Regions from separate parts of the Homo sapiens genome. Here all the other regions are linked to region 1. A link is an interaction called in ENCODE POLR2A ChIA-PET data of the cell type or tissue named here. Cell type or tissue: MCF 10A. All regions are shown on one strand. Links, peaks and the distances in the headings refer to the core of each region. The heading gives the core; the rest is flanking DNA.

What was found. Peaks named below come from ENCODE experiments on the same cell type or tissue, not always from the same donor. Only the 100,000 strongest peaks of a DNase experiment are listed, where the experiment ranks them.
Region 2: POLR2A ChIA-PET joins it to region 1 with 19 read pairs; 5 of 35 experiments call an interaction of 5 or more read pairs at or near these places.
Region 3: POLR2A ChIA-PET joins it to region 1 with 10 read pairs; 2 of 35 experiments call an interaction of 5 or more read pairs at or near these places.

Annotation. Positions count from the first base shown.
Region 1 is chr6:105,370,290-105,376,134 of GRCh38, forward strand. It overlaps PREP (prolyl endopeptidase), which reads right to left. Exons shown (of 15, transcript NM_002726.5): 4 at 5,836-5,845; 5 at 3,080-3,289. Among named protein-coding and RNA genes, the nearest start is that of PREP, 30 kb to the right of the region's middle. In MCF 10A, for the core only: no CTCF peak of the experiment used is centred there; DNase peaks (open chromatin) are centred at 2,722 and 3,922.
Region 2 is chr6:105,316,456-105,322,300 of GRCh38, forward strand. All of the region lies in intron 10 of PREP (prolyl endopeptidase), which reads right to left. Among named protein-coding and RNA genes, the nearest start is that of PREP-AS1, 40 kb to the left of the region's middle. In MCF 10A, for the core only: CTCF peaks have their summits at 1,636 and 1,840; DNase peaks (open chromatin) are centred at 2,426 and 3,096.
Region 3 is chr6:105,162,340-105,168,184 of GRCh38, forward strand. All of the region lies in intron 1 of POPDC3 (popeye domain cAMP effector 3), which reads right to left. POPDC1-AS1 (POPDC1 antisense RNA 1) reads left to right here. Exons shown (of 4, transcript NR_037157.1): 3 at 4,205-4,363. Among named protein-coding and RNA genes, the nearest start is that of POPDC3, 15 kb to the right of the region's middle. In MCF 10A, for the core only: no CTCF peak of the experiment used is centred there; a DNase peak (open chromatin) is centred at 2,342.

The sequences.
Region 1 (5,845 bases), core at 315-5,314:
GAGACTCCATCTCAAAAAAAAAAAAAAAAAAAAAATTCAGATATAACTATACACCTGTAAGAATGGCCAGAATTCAGAACCCTGATAGCACCAAATGCTGTCCACGTTGTGGAACAAGAGGAACTCTCATTCATTGCTGGCAGGAATGCAAAATGGTGTAGCCACTCTGGAAGTTTTGGAGGATTCTTATAAAACTGAACAGACTCTTAACCACATGATCCCACAGTCATGCTCCTTTACCCAAAGGAGTTGAAAACTTGTGTCCAAACAAAGACCTGCATACAGATTTTTTACAGAAGTTTTATTCATAAGTGCTAAAACTTGGAAGCAACTGAGCATTCTTTCAGTAGGTGAATGGATACACTGTGGCACATTCAAACAATGACTATTTAACACTAAAAAGAAATGAGCCATCAAGCTGGGAAAAGGCCTGTAGGGAACTTAAATGTATTATCAGTAAGCGAAAAAAGCCAATCTGAAAAGGCTACATACTGTCTAATTCCAACTACAGGATGTTCTGGAAAAGACAAAACTATAAAGACAGTAAAAAGATCAGTGACTGCCAAAGATTGGGGTGAGAAAGGAATGAATTGTTAGAAGACAAAGGATTTTTAGGGCCAGGGAAACTACTCTGTATGATACTACAACACTGGATACATGTCACTATACATTTGTTCAGACCTTCAGAATGTACAACACCAAAATCAAACCCTAAAGTAAACTATGAACTTGGGTGATAATGATGTGTCAATGTAGATTTACCAATGAAAAACAAATGTACCACTCTGGTGGGGAATGTTCATAATAAGAGAGGTAAAATGAATATGTGGGGGCAGGAGGCACATGAGAAGTCTCTGTATTTTCCTCTCAATTTTGCTGTTAACTTAAAACTGTTCTAAAAACTAAACTTTACTTTTTAAAAAGTTAAGTATCGGCCAGGCGTGGTGGCTCACGCCTATAATCCCAGCACTTTGGGAGGCCGAGGTGGGAGGATCACAAGGTCAGGAGTTCAAGACCAGCATGGCCAATATGGTGAAACCCCATCTCTACTAAAAATACAAAAAAAATTTAGCTAGGCATGGCGCTAACTAGTCCCAGTTACTTGGGAGGCTGAGGCAGGAGAATCACTTGAACCCGGGAGGTACAGGTTGCAGTGAGCTGAGATCACGCCACTGCACTCCAGCCTGGGTGACACAGTGAGATTCCATCTCAAAAAAAAAAAAAAAAAAAAAAAAAAGGTTAAGCATTGGTTGAATATCAAACTGAAAGTAATTAACTCATATTTGCTGATTTTGGAGGCTTCTTTGAGGCTGAACTTCTTTTTTTCATTATGATGACGTACCAAGCTTTCAGGGCAAGGGAGGGAAAAACATAAGATAATACCAGAATGTAAAAAAAGCTTCATGGCACTTAAGTGATTGTCATTGAGCTTTCAGGGACACTGGTAAGAAGCACATGGTAGGAATTGCTTAGCTTCATTTGTAAGGCTCCCATCACAGTCTGAGAGGCTACTGAGATGTTGGCTTTCTTATATCTATCACAATTACTAATTATTATTATTTTGTGCCACTGAAAGCTGATGGTAAATAATAACTTTTGTTTTTTACAAGTTAATGTAATAACGTTCTCTAACATGAATTGGCCAGTTATACTTTTTTTGTTTCCCAGAAGGTGGAAATAACTAACATTTTCTAACTCTGGGGCACTCTTAACACAAGCAGCTAATTTCGTTTCCAGAGCGCAGACATCTTTCTTTAGCCAACATCCTTGAATAAAAAACCTACTTTTAGCTCATCTTGTAATTCATTGGCGAATTTATAAAAAAGGTCTTGATGTAGCCTAATCAAAAGGCAGAAAAAGCTAAACATAGCCAAGAGATGAAAAACACTGTAGCCTTATTCTCAATTCAATTGTGGGGGAAAAAAAAAAACAGAAAAGAAAGCAAGGATATTTAAAGATGACAAAGATACAACAAGTCATGATAAGGGGACAACAGGTACAGCAGAAAGCACTGGAGTAGCTGTGCTTCTTGCCAGATCCCAGCCCTCCAGCAAATTACTGAGCCTCTGTGCCCAAGCTCCTAATCTCTAACACAGGGATTGTAAAACTTACCTGTAAAGACCAACCAACATAACAAGAAAATGCTACATACCACGTTGAAATGTGGGGTAGCAAAAGGAAGAAAATGACACATTGTACCAGTAAGGTACAAGGTACATAGCCCTTCCTGCCTGGGAAAATTTAGAAGTGAAGGAGCAAAGAGGGAGGAACCCCTTGAACACAACAGGATCTTTGTGCAATTAAAGAGAAGAACAATAAAGGTGTGTCCAGAAAGTAACAAGGAGAAAAGTATCAAGATAAATGGCAACCAACAGGTGACCTATAACTTCTGATCAGAGGAGAATATGCGATTACTGTAGCAGTAAAGTTTTATAATCACTCAACATAATCAAATAGCTTGGTTCGGTTTAAAAATTCACCTTCTCCATAATCTCCTTAGGAGATATAACACATCTATAAGGGACTGATTGATTGTAATAATGATCTCATTTTTCCGCAGTTCCCTGTATCTATTTCTCCACCCATTGAAAAGGGGCTGGCCCTCTGGCTTGCTTTAGCCAACAGAATGCAGCAAATCTGACGTGCCAGGAGCAAGCCTAGGCATTAAGAAGGCTGTGTCATTCAGCTCCCCGTCTTGCAATTCTACTGAGTTGCCATGTGAGCAAGCCCAGGCTAGTCTGCTAGTCGTCCCAGCTGAGGGCCCAGAAATGTAAAAGAGCCAAGCCAAGATGAACCAACTAACCTGCAGCTGACCACAGATACATGTTAGAACTCAGCCAAGGCCAGAAGAACTACCTGGCCAACCCATAGGCTCATAGCAAAAACAAATGTTTATTATTCTAAGCTACTACATTTTGGTGGGGTCTATTACACAGCAAAGCCAACTGATACAACATCCTTTGAGGAAACATGGTTCTGGACCACACAACCTCTATGTAGGGTTCAGCATCTCTTTTCAGTCACTTGAAGTCACACTTCATTTTGTGAAAAATGTGCTTCATCTGAAGTCTTCACTCACCATCACTTTTTCCATCCTGTTGAGGGTATGAGTTGTAGAACATTCCCTTCCCATCATGGGTCCAGGCCATACAGCTGAACTTGACTCTTTCAAGCACATCTGGAAGCTCTTTGGCACCATCAACTTTCATGAACTTGATTGTCACCCAGTCTGAGCCACTGGCACTCAGACCATAGGCAAAATATTCACCATCTTCGCTGAACGCATAACCTATGGGACACAGGAGAAATCATCCAGTGACAAACACGGAACACAACTCCACGGTCCTTTATGCCATCTAACAAAGCTCTCTTTCATAACACGGAGGTAGAATGTGGCAATAAAAGGAATAGGAATCTGGTAGTGAGGAATCCCGGGGGCTCAGCCCAAGTTTTACAGGAATTACCCTTATAACCTTAGACAAGCTTCCTAACCTCTCCAGGTCTTAATTTGTCTATAAAATGAAATATTAGATTATATGCCTACTAAAATGCTTTCATTTTGAAATTTTTATAATGCAATAGGCAGTTCAGTTAAAAGCAGAGCTCATCTGGGACTTCTGTCATATTTCATTTATACTCTAAAGGGAATAAGGAGAAAAAGGAAACTGCTTTTAGAGTAATGACTGAATTATGACACATACCATATAATAGAACTAAATTGTAGTCATTAGGTAATTTGGGAGATTGATTCCAAATTATCTAAAATCCCTTGTTACAGCCTCATTTTTGAAGCATTACCTGTGCAATGTCCACACTGTCTGACCATTACAAGCCTAGGTAAATAAAGCCTGAGGGTTTGCAGTGAAGGCGCCCGGAGTGCACATTCCACAAGAAATTGTGAAAGGAAAAGCAACATGTCTATAGACTGTCGTGCCATGTACAGTCCTTTAGGGCCCTGGCAGAATGTTCTAATCACTATGGAATGTTTCCTGGCAAATACTTGTGTTTCATATTAGCTTTTTTAATTATGAAGTATGTAAAGCATTCAATACAACACCTCCTATTGGAGACTCTGACACCAGAGATTTCCTCTTAGGCTGTTTGCTAAACGTTATTGGGTAATGAAAATTTTAAGAAGCTCAACTATTATTAGAGGTTTCCTATTCTTTTACGTGGAATTTCATTTGTTTAAAATTTCACAGAACCTACTCATTAACCATTGTAGGTCCTATAAAGTATCTAGGCTCATATGTATGTAAATGCAGAAAAGAGTCTAGAAAGTGATAGGAAAAAGAAACATATTCACCTTTTATTCTACATAGCACTGGAGTGTTTGAATTGTTTATATATATATATATATATATATATATATATATATATATATATATATATATATATATATATCAGAAAATTTTCAGAAAAATTTAAATAAAACATTTTGATTTGAAAAGTATGTTTAAAAATCATATACTACAAAAATAATCTGAATGTTTACTCCTTTTGTGATAACTTCCCTATAATACCACTCTTAGAAAACTCAATGACTGTTTGAGGCAGGTCTCATGCCTAATTTAGCTTCTCGCCCATCAAGGCTTTGTCCATAGCAAACATTCCATAAAGAAGTCACTAGAAGAATGCATTATCGGGGTGGGAGTTAAGACCCTGTCCCTCTGGATGGGCTGCAAGATAGATCCTTGTGGAAACTAAATGAATTCCTATATGGGATATGTTACTTCAACAGAACCAGTGTATTAAATTCACTGAAAACTACAAGCTCAGATTCATGGAAGAATCTGAGCTGGTGATGTCTTATTTTCGATACTGGTTCGATAAAGGATCATTGTTTATATACACAGCCTATTCAGAGGGAGGGGAAGGTGGACCACCGAATGACTGGATCATGGTTAGAAGTGTTTGTATAAAAAAGGGTCTTTGCACAGGTCTGATGGAACGGGGCTCTATAACTCCCATCTTATTGATTACAGAGGACTTCAATGTCTCAATTTCTCAATTCTAGAGGGCCATAACTAATCATATGGTTTTTTCTATAAAACCAGAAGGTACTACAGGAGAAATGCTGAGCCAACGTCATCTATAACATCATTATCATTGTAGAGTTTACAATTATTAAAATACAGAACTGGAGAATAACTTAGTTCCTTACCCTAGAACTCTGCTTACTGCAGAAACCTTGGATAATCTTCTCTATGGCCTACGGAGGAGGTTATCTTAGGGGCAGAGTTAAGTAGGAGATGTACAGCAACTGTGGACAAACTTAGTCTTTAAACCTCCATCTTCAGGGAACAGGATACCCAGCTGTTCAATTTCTACAAGATTTGTGTGTTTTTACTTGTAATTCTAACATGTTGACAATTAACTAGATTTTTAAAACTCTAATCGCCTCCTTCCCAAGAGGGAAACTGATCTGATAAACATTCTTTCCTGTTTAATATTATAGTTGGAATAATCTTTGTACAGCTTAAACTTCTTATAGAAGACGACTTATTTTTTTCTAATCACAGGTAGGTCTCAGGGATGTTGGAGGAAATGATGATGATATGTCAAGATTCCAGAAGCCCTAGAAGCTAATTTGGGTCCAGTGTTAATTATTTTCCAGTTCTGCTTCATGCCATCAGAGTGGAAAAGAGGAATGTGACTATTCATGTATTCTAAATATACTGTGCAAAAATTAGCTTTCCTGATATTGTATGTGCATCTGTTCCACAATATGGTCCACACCCTGCCTGGCATTTCAGAGGTAAAGCAACTGCACTAACTTCAGAGCTCCAAGTGAGGGTCTTAGGAGTTCCACGGGCCTCTCTGTGTAGCACTTACCTCGGAGTGC
Region 2 (5,845 bases), core at 329-5,328, 54 kb before region 1:
AAAGCTTGAAACATTGTGAGAATTATCAAAATGTGACAGACACGAACTGAGCACATGCTGTTGGGAAAATGGTGGTAACAGACTTGTTCAACACAAGGTTGCTTCAAACCTTCAGTTTTTAAAAAACGAGGAATCTGCAAAGTACAATACAATAAAGCAAAATAAAACGAGTTATGCCTGTATGACATAAATAAACTAATGGAAAAGGCAGTAAAATCTCCATTAATATGTAACAAGGAGACTAGAAGTGAACATTAACATTCATTATAAAATATTTAGTATTTAAAACTATTTATAAAACAAGTCATTAAATAAATCATATTTACAAATCATAAAAATATAAATTTGTGGTCCCTCATTGTCTTCCCTTTTACACTGAGTATTGTTATCTAATAGGTTCTGTAAGGATCTACAAAGTAATCACAAGATACTTACATGGTGTAGAAACTATAGTTTTTAGAGGTAAGAAAGCTTAGGGATTTAGAGGCCATTTAGTCTAATTAATTTTTTTTTTTTTTTTTAGAGATAGGGTCTTGCTGGAGTGCAGTGGCACAATCATAGTTCACTGTAACCTTGAACTCCTGGGCTCAAATGATCATCCTGCCTCAGCCTCCTGAGTGGCTAGTACTACAGTTGTATACCACCGTGCCTGGCTAATTAAAAAAAAATATATATATTTTTTTGTAGAAATGGAGTCTTGCTATGTTACCCAGGCTGGTCTTGGACTTTTGGTCTCAAGTGATCTCCCTGCACCAGCCTCTCAAAGTGCTGGGATTCCAGCTATAAGGCACTGTGCCTGGCTAACATGTTTATTTAAGAGGTGAAAAAAAAATCCTGAGCTATAGCGAGAATAACTTATCTTGATAACAAAATGTGCAGGATTAGCATAGATCTGGAGTTGTAAGTTCTAGTCTTGGCTCTGTCAACTGTTAACAGTGTAACCTCTGTTAATACACTTACACTGACTGAATTTTAGTTTCCTTGTCTGTAAAATAAGAGGGCTCCATTAGATGAACTCTAATGTACGTGCAATTGGAAGGCATATAACTTGTCCTGAGGCCAGAATCATATTAGTGGAAAAACATACCACCTAGGAAAAAGCAAAGGAGGCAGCTATGAAATTAGGGACCTGATTACCTTTCTGTAGGTGGGTTCGTGCCATGCTTCCATTCCAAACACCAGGCCCAAGGATGGACTGTGTCCACATCCTGCTCAGGGACTGTGAAGGAGGGCAGTTGGGAGTTGGTCACCCCAGGCAAGATGCTGACTTAGCAGAGAATCAAACACCTGGAGAGCCATCTGGACACTAGCTTACACAGCTTCCTCACCGTGCCAGGCAATCCCTCAGAGTCCATCCTAATGCCCAAATATTCCCATACGCTTGCATCACGCTTCATGTTCTAGAAACAGTATTAAATTTCTTTCTCCAAGGGAGGAGTGCCTCCTTAACAGGTGCTTCTGTCTTTGTAGTATGTGATTTCTGCTGTCAACAATTACAGTATCTGAAAATTCTATTTTTTAGGAGCCTTCATTTTTCCAATCCTGATCCTGAGATTTAGGTACCTGGCCACCAGGTGGCATTTGGGTGCCCTGATCTCAGGGTCTACACCAAAAAGCTCTTGCCAAAGGCCTTTTTTTGCCTTGTGTGGCAGACTGCTAGTTGTCCCGCAATATCTATCTATTCCTCCTGTTTCCTTGATAAAAAGGCCCTAATTTTTAGCTAGTCACATTTTTTTTTTCTGGGAATAAAACTACATCTCAAAACCTCTTTGCAACCGAGTGTGAGTATGTTTTCACCAATAAGACATAAGCAGATAGAGGATGCAAGTCACTTCCTAACAAACATCTTTATAAGCCAGCTGACACATACCCATTCACCATATCATAGGTTATGTAGTCTCAGGTTGCTGCAGAGTAATGTCCTCTTTTAGACATGGTAGAGAATTTATGTACAGTGGAGCAGAGACTGCAGCAACTACAGACTTCAGCCACATAACTTACTTCTCTATTATAAGACAGCAAGAAAACAGACTTATCTTCCAGAGTCACACAGCTGGTATCCAGAGAAGGAGAAAGGGATACAAGTATGTACACTCTGAATATGAACACTACGCTCTCAAGCTAGAATGCCTGCATGATGGGGGAAATTCTAAAGTAAAATATGTTGCCATGAAGCGTAATATCAGAAATAACACAAATGCTCAGGCAATAAATCAGCAAGAACCGATACCAATTCAAGCAGTTTCCTAACCATATGAAAATAGAGTGACCCCTCAGAAAGTTTCTTTTTGAAAATGCTGCCCCATTCACTCTTCACTAAAACGTTCTGAAAATTTCTGACCTATACCCAATCACACGAACACGCTGCTATGGGAAGACACTGCCACTCGTTCACTAGTCAGCTCACCAAGGATGTGGATGAGTCAACACTCAAAAGCTGCATGTGTCATGAACTTGGCGCAGAAGTTAATGAGTATTGAAACACGAATTAATGTTCTGAAAATATGTTCTTTGAATGGCAAAGCCTATATGCTAGCAAGCACAAATCAGCTATCACTAAGATTAGAAAAATCTGAATTAAAGGGAAAAAAAATCCCACTCCCTCCACCCCAAGGCATGTTGGTAAAGCCAAAGATTCTTCTTACTTTAGCATTTTGGCTCGGCTGCAAAGCAAACCGCCTTAGGGATGTTACTGATGTTTCATATGTACTATAGCAGGTAATCCCCAGAAAAGCCAAATTCCTATTAAGTATAAGAGAACAACAGTAAAGATAATAAAATCAATGTTAACTACTTATAAAATCTTTATTATTTTTCCTTTGTATTAAGTTTGCTCCCCTTCTTAAAATATGAGTACTTGGATTCTCTTAATTTATACTGACTTTTATAAAATGTAGATGCTTGTTAATGGAGTTGATTCAGGGTATAGACTCAGTTAAGTGTTCTTTTCAGGTCTATAAATTTTGTCTTTCATTTTGCAAGAAGAAAAGCCAATCTCTAGCTGGCTGAACAATGATGAAACACTGAGGAATCAAAGTGTATTTTTGCTACATTAAATTCCTTTGTGACACCACATTCAACCACAGTACACTATTCCATCAACTGAGAAGTGCCCCAGGCAACCATCGCACAGGGTACTGAGAGTAGGATTATTATTTTCTTGAATTTACTGTAACAAAAAAGCAGAAGCAGTCTTTGAACAAAGGGCAGTGGTAAAATTGTTCAGGAATCTCAGTGGGGAACTGGGCATTAAAAAACACCCATTCCCTCAAAGCCCTGCCCAACTTCCATCCCTCCTGTGAAGGCTTCCTCCTTTACCCAAGCCAGGATGGCCTCTGACCACCACAGCACTGACCGAAGCCTGTGCCTTTCCCCTGACCACTGTGATAACATCCTTGGGTTCTTCAATCTTTTCACATCTGTATGTTTCAACTTTCTAGTCAGGGGCAGTGCTTATGTCTGGAATTTCTTTGTATTCAAACAGTACCTGGCGTTGCATATCATACTATGAATATTTATTGATAGGCAACATTTAACTATCATTTCCCTATTACTTCACTTTGTTTAAAATGAAACATATTGCTGACTGTAAATGTAGACAGATTTTTCAGGTAAATTCACTTACCACCAAATCTGTTTTACAAATATAATTTCTATGTTCAATATTTCAACTTCTTTTTAAAAGACAATGGCACACAAATTTTAATCAATATTACGTGGTTGTATCATTCACAATAAAAAGCAGGAAAAAGATGAATCAATTGCAGATTTGATAAACCTATCTAAAACTGAATTCTTATCTGTGTTCCAGATTGGAAGATAAACTGACAGTGTTTCTAGGATCAGATTTTCAAAACTGTATTTCTGGTACAGATCAATTTTCTACCCACAGCTATAATCAGGAATGGATGAAGGCTGTGTAGAGAGCAGCTCTGTTTTGTGTCTGTCTGTAAAATATGACACCAGATCCCTCACCTTCCCAGTCGAGATGCTCAGGGTCTTAAGGGAATATATTAACAGATCACACAAAGAGGAGCACTCTGTGGCTCATTTAGCCATGTTTCTTTGGCCCTTCTCCTTCTCCTTGGCTGGTCTATTTTATCAGCTACACCACCAGGTAGGCAGTGCCATTAAAAGAGGTTCTTGGTCATAGTGTTGACTAACCATGCACAGTAATCTGTGCTGCAGTATTCACATCAAAATGATAATATGCCTCACGGAATGAACAAAGAAATGAAACATAGCCTGGGAGATAAGATACTCTTTTCAAGTCACCTATGAGGTAAATACAAACCCCAGGGTCAAGTGGAATCAAAAGTAACATTATCCTAAAGTAATTGAAAATGAAAATAAAATGTAATAGAAGCAAAAATGTGGCTTCTATTACACACCTTTAGGATGCTTTCCATTCATCCACAAATCCCTCTCCAGAGTCTGCTTTTTACAATGGGAGGTCATTGTTGGCAACACTGCCAAGAGCCTAATCAAAATGTGAGAACATCTGTCACGCTCTCATTGCATGTCAAAGCTCTGCTGCACACATACACTTGAATCTAAACCACTGCACAACAGATTTTAAGCCATACAAGTCAATGATGTTGTGACATCATATTGTGCTTCAAAGGCACCTTTTACACAACGAAAGAATTCTATTTTAATAACAGTACTACGTGTATGAGGTATATAATCAGTAGATACAAATCTTCTATTGGCATTATACATACAGGCTATACCCTGTTTATGGGCAAAGTTGCATTTTCTAAATATGGAAATGAAGAGCAACGCATTAAGATCTGTACTATCCAGGTACTGTTTAAATATTTATCATGAGTCTTTTTATTCCTCCTATTACAGCAGTACAAATAAAAAACTGTAAGTATTTAAGAGGCTCAATGCCCGGAACTTTTGTTTGGGAAGTGGAGAGCCAGGTACAGGGAAATTCTGGGAGAGTTCCAGTGCCACAGGCACCTGGCAGCGCCGAAGCGCATGTTCTCCACGGTTTAACCTGGACATTCCAGGCTGCTATGTATGTGGCTGTTAGGTTTGTATTCCACAGAAGCACTTTCTTAGCTGCCATGTTTTATCTTTTCATTTGTAAATGAAAACAATATATATTAGGTGGTAACTAGCTTGTCATCTATAAAGAATATTACCATTATCAGAATAGGAAAAAAAAGCCATCTAATAGAGGAAACACCCCAATCATACTAAGCAGTAAGAGATATTTCCCTGGAAGAAGCGGCCTCCCTGGCAGTTGTCATTATTATAGGGGTCCTTCCCTTTCCCAGACTCCAAAGGCAATTATACACTTGGGTACTAAATGTCTGTGGGAAGTGGAAAAAAGGGGAAAACAGTATCTTTTTTTACACAGAGCTGAGCCCCCTCATAGACATGAGAAGATTAGGATCTCTCTCGTGCAACCCTACCCCGTCCTACCTAGGGCAGCTGAGAGTGTGCTCTTGAGAGCAGAGGAGAGAACACTTGCTGGGTGCTGCCTGGGTGTCCCTGACATTCCTGATAGGAGAGGCACACCTATCCTTGCTGGGGATACCCAGGCAAGGACCAGAACAAGGCCCTGAGAAAACCAAATGTCACAACTGATAGGGACACATTTTCTACAAATTAGAGGAAAAAAAAGAGCAAAGAATGCCAGACTAAAAGTGAACAGATGTTAGAAAATTGGTATAGGATGAGGGTGAATTTATGAACCATGAAAATACCAGACAGGGGCTACAGGCCCCTACAGGATCTCCCTCCAGGCAATGGCTCACCATGAAAACAAAATAAGCAGCAGCCAAATAAATAGGAAACTAAAAGTCTGTTACATTTATTTCTAACGTTGATT
Region 3 (5,845 bases), core at 329-5,328, 210 kb before region 1:
AAAATTAGCTACATATTTTTCAAGGTAGCTAAGTGCTCTATATTAATCTCGTCTCTATGGGAGTGATTCAGTGTACCTCACAATCACTCGGGACAGTGACTAAAAATGCGGGCCGGGCGAGGTGGCGTGTGCCTGGAATCCCAGCCCTTTGGGAGGCTGAGGTGGGTGGATCACTTGAGGCCAGAAGTTCGAGACCAGCCTGGCCAACATGGCGAAACCCTGTCTCTACTAAAAATAGAAAAATTACCCAGGCGTGGTGGCGTGCGCCTGGGATCCCAGCTACTCAGGATGCTGAGGCACAAGAATCACTTGAACTTGGGAGACAGGCTTCAGTGAGCCGAGATCATCTTACCACTGCACTTCAGCCTAGGCGAAAAGAGTAAGACTCTGTATTAATACATATATATATTTGCAGATTCATGGACTGCTTCCAGATACATGAACCAGAATCATTGCGGGTGGGGCCCAGATGTTTGTATTTTAAGCTCCCCATGTGATTCTGATGTGTTAATCCATGGTCCTCCATGGCCCACCCTTTGAGGGATACTGTCTGATAATAGATTATTCACTCTTTACACATTAATTTGAGGCTTAGAGAGGTCAGGTAATTTATCCCAGGCCACACAGTGGTCACTGGCAGAGCAGAACTTTGGCGCTCATGCCCATATGCTGGGTCCAATCGTGTGGCCTCTCAGGAAAGATTTTTAAATTTGGCATGATAAGGAACCCTACTATATCAATAAACATAAGAAACATAATTAGAAGTCACATTCTAAGAGCATTAATTGACTATGGAAATATTTAATAAATTAGATTGAAATTATTTGAGAAACAAATGTACTACTTTGTTGTATTAGTGGTTATTTCAGGTTAAAGCTTGCATCATATGATGAAATAAATATTAATATTCCTGTTACTTACATATTTATTTATCAGATGGTCAAAAATATTACCAACTCTGTTCCTCTGCACATACATTCTCTACCCTTTCAGCCATATGGTGGAAATGCTAATATGTAATCTGAGTCAGGAGAGCATTAGCCATGATGACAGAGCTACAGGATATATGTATCATTTGCCACCCAGTTTCCTAACAATAAATGATTTCAGTGTAAAGCATTCATGACATTGATTTTTTAAAACCATGGTAACATTCAAAAGCCTTGAACTTGTGTGCTATATTTAGTGTTTTATTTTTGAAATAGATTATTTCCAGCACACCTGTTAATAAACTATCAGATATCACAGATCTTGCCCCATAGGAGAAAAAATACAGAGGTGAAAATGACTTAGCTGGAGTAAAAAATGGAACAGTGTAATCACCAACAGAAGTAGAAATGGAAATAAAGGAGCTGTTGTTGAAGTTCCTGATTTTTCATCTTGGATAGTGATTCTTTTCTCAGTAAGTAATGACTTCAAGAACACTGCCAGGTGAATCATTTAAAAAAAAAGAAAAAAAAAGCTTAGACTTACAACTTATAGTCATATTGTTGTTTTTGCTTGTTTTCAAATACATTTCAAACATGCTGCATATCCCTAATTATTCTCCCCATCAATCAATCTACGAGATGATGGTGATGAAATTGAAGACAGGCCAGCATCCTGAACATGTTCAATTTCTCCTCTTTTAAACAAAGCACAAAATTTTATTCTACTGGGTATTACAACAAAGAAAAATTATTGTTCAAATACAATGAGTAGTGAGAACTGCAAAATACCAGGCTGCAAATGTCAGTCTCCCTGCTGTTTCAAAACTAGGGTATTTTAAATCAATCAATTCTTCAGGATACCAAACACACCCACGAAAGCCAGTTTAAAAAGATTTGCTAGTGGAGCTCTGAACTTTGGTTTGAACTTCCTTAAAAATTTATAATCCTCAGCGAAATGTTAAAATGATGCTAATAGAGAAAGGCCATGTAAAACGTTCGTGGCAATTCAGAAGGGAACTTCTGGGAATCCTGTCTCCTTAAAAATCTTGATTTGTAGGATATATTGGGGCTTCTGCATTCCAGGGTCATGACCCATTATGATTATAAGGGGAACTGTGCTTCCATCTTTACTAATCTACTTCGTTTCATTCAGCTGTTACCAAACCATCTTTTTATCCTTGATACTGTACTGCTCAATGCAGCGTGCTGACTTGCCCTGATTAAATTACTCCACACCCAGCCCTTCTTCACTTGTGTTTTTATTTGGTCACCAAAACAGATATGCTTTATTAGAAGTGGAAGAACTGACAGGGGCAGGTGATGAGCAGGAGTGTCCTTCTGACATGTGCCAGCAGCACTATATGAATGTCCAACATGATTCATCAACCAGCTGTCTGCCTTAAAGGCCTGTAAGCCTGAGGTCATGTTTTGCGTAAATAAATGCTGACATGCCAAAGTGGCACAATGGATTTCTTTCCTAAGCACTAGAGTTGATCTTCACTGCAAAGTAAGTTAGCACACTGAGCTACAAATGATGAAGACAAACTTAAGTGCAAATAAACACAGTTGTTCCAAGCTCATCTGGGTTTTTTTCTCTTTAAATTGTTAAGATTACGAGTTATAAAGGAATAGGAAATGTAAATGAAGATACAAGGATGCTCAATGAAATGCAAAGTAAACCTGCTGGCAAATTAGCTAGAAACTGCATTTATTGCAACAGAACTTCTGCATTTATTATCTCATTGCCACGAGGGAGGCAGAATCTAAATCATCATGTCCAGCTTACAAATGAGAAAAGAAGGGCACAGATTGGTTGAGTCTCTGGCTTCAGGTAAAACAGGTGGTGGCATGGAGCTCCAATTCCCGTCCGCCCCTCTTTAGACCCTCTCCAACATTCAGTGCCAGCTCTCAAGACTGTGAATCAAATATTAATGTTTTGGGGAACCCAAGTGGGATATTCTTCCAGGGCTGCTTTGCCAAGAAAATAAAAATCCTAACCATGGATATTTCAGACTTACCCTATAAGTTCTTGTACTGTTCAGTCTGTAACTCTTAGAATACTGCTGGAGACACAGAGAGCCGCTCATGAATAATTTGCTGTATTATTCAATATTGACTGGTTTCCTCTCCTAGACTGAAATTCTCAGGGGCAGCAGGGGCAAAGACAAATGCTTTTGTATTTCTGAGCCTTAGCACTCAATAAGTTTGGCTTAATACATTGGTACAGAAGTGCAAGCACTCTGCCTTCTCCCTTCTCACTCTCTATCCAATGTAACAGATATTGTAACATCTTCTGTCATCTATGGGCACAGAATTGGGGGGCTCCAAATGTCCAAGATGTTTAAGTGCAAAAACACAGAGGAGCTGGGGCATCACTTTTTCAAAATGCCTGGCACAACCCCAAATGCATAAGGGAATCCTTTTGTCTGTTCACAACCTTGAACTCCTTAAGAACAGTTTATTGCTTTGATTAAAAACAACAACTTGGGTAGTCAGTGGTATTGAGTGAGTTTTGGTTGCTAAGCAACCCACAAACTGAAAATTCCATCAATATTCTACTCATTAATTGGGATCAGCTCTCAACTTTGGCATGTGTTCCCTAAGCTAAATTATCATTTTCTTAGTTTTTTTGACTTGTCCTTGAGGTGGTACATTTACCCAGCAACTATGTGCCAGGCATATTTTTAAAATTATCTCATTTAACAACCCCAGGAGGAAAGTACTATTATCTCCATTTTACACATAAGAAAATTTAAATTCAGCAAAAAACTAAGTTGTTCAATGTCACATTGCTTATAATGGAACTAAGATTCCACCCAAGAGAAGGGTTCTAGTCTTAGCTGTATCCCTAGATAGCTATGTGATTTTCATCTCCTTAGACTGGTTTCCTCATTGGTAAAATGAAAGAATTGGACAACATCATAAGAGCTCTAAAATGACATGACTCTGTATGATGTGGAGTAGAAGATGATTCCAAACATGGGTCAAAATATAGAGCCGAGTGGCAGAACTGAATTAAGACTGCAGGTCTTAACACCAGGTGTTTGACTGGGGCCCAGCTCCAGAGACTGTTACTTAACTGGCCTGTTTTGTCGCCGGGGCACTGAATTTTTTTCACAAACTTCCCAGGGATTTTGATGTTCAACCAGGGTTAAGAAGTGTCGAACAAATCTAAGAGATAGGAAGGAGGTGACAGGTGGGGGTGGGGGAGGGAAAAGAGACACCAGAACATTCCACAGAATAAAGGATCTGGATTTTAATCCTTGTTTTTAAAGAGCCAGAAAGGTACATTTCCTCTTCATGTGTTCTCACTTCCATCCTTTACCTCGGTGAAAAGACGTTTTCCTTCCGTACACTCATCAGTCCAAGAGGGATGAAGCTTGTGGAAATTTTGCAGCAGCCTTCCCTGACCATGGTGGCCTGAAGTGCACCTTGTAAGCTGAGTTTTTAATGGCCTTTATTATCTGTCTACATAGCCTCCATCATAGATTGTGTCATACTGACCATTATGTATATTTTTCCTTTTTAAAGCATCACAATTTTTTAATTTTTTCAGTTGGGTTACATATTCAAGCATTTAAAAAAATGAACATAGATGGTTGTGTGTGTGTGTGTGTGTGTGTGTGTAGAATAACAGCTTTATTGATAGAGCATTGTGTGTGTGTATATATATATTTATATAAATATATTTGAAATTTTCCTCTGTCTAGCACAAAGTGGTCTTTAGTAAACATTCACTAATAAAGACAAGAGTGCACAGGTAGAAAAACAGTGTTTGAAATAAGCTTGGGATAAGGCTTAATAAATCAGAAAGCTCCTGAATCAACAGTTTAGATGTTGAATTAAAAAAAAAAGGGAAGCATGTATTAGACTATGAGGAAGAGGTGAAAGGATCTATTGAAACAGAGGAACGAAGAAGGGTTGAAGACATTTTGGGGTTATACAAGATCTTGAAGTTAGGGAAAAAGTCAGAGGAAAAAGGAACTCAGTTTTAGCCATGTTTAATCTGATGCTCTGAGTAGCAGAATTTACAGCAGAGGATAAGGGGTAGGATAAAGGGAGAGAGATTTAGCAGTTACTATCACACAGGTCAATGCTAAATAAAAACTAGGGTTGTTAAGATTATTGAAAAAGAGCATAGGGAGAAATGAAAGTGTTCACAATAGATTGTGAAGACTGTACAAAAGTAAAGAATAGGCTGGGCATGGTGGCTCACGCCTGTAATCCCACCACTTTGGGAGGCTGAGGAGGATGGATCACTTGAGGCCAGGAGTTCAAGACCAGCCTGGCCAACATGGTGAGACCCCGTCTCTACTAAAAATACAAAAATTAGCCAGATGTGATGGTGGGTGCCTATAATCCCAGCTACTCGGGAGGCTGAGGCAGGAGAATTGCTTGAACCTGGGAGGCAGAGGCTGCAATAAGCTGAGATCATGCCCCTGTACTCCAGCCTGGGCAACAGAGCGAGACTCAGCCTCAAAAAAAAAAAAAAAAAAGTAAAGAATATGTCATTAATGTTTATATTGATTACATATTGAAATGACAGTGTTTTAGAAATAGTGGGTTAAGTAAAACCTATTATTAAAGCTGCCTTCACTGGTTCTTACTTTAAAAAAATGTTGTTTATGTGGCTTGCATTATATTTCTATTGGACAGTGCTGGTCTAGAGTCTCTCAAGTAACAGAGAGAAGAAATGAAAAGACTTGGCATGATGCTATGCAAACATTGCATATGTATAATGCATAAGTGTATAAATGTGGAAGAATTATCCAAGATTCAGAACAGAGTGTTGATGGAAATGTAAATGGTATTGGTTACAACATTCATATGCTGCCATCAGTCAGATGTTACCCAAAGCATAGATGTCACCATCTGGTTTCTGCCTACAGGGGTGGCCAACCCCACTACAGCACTTG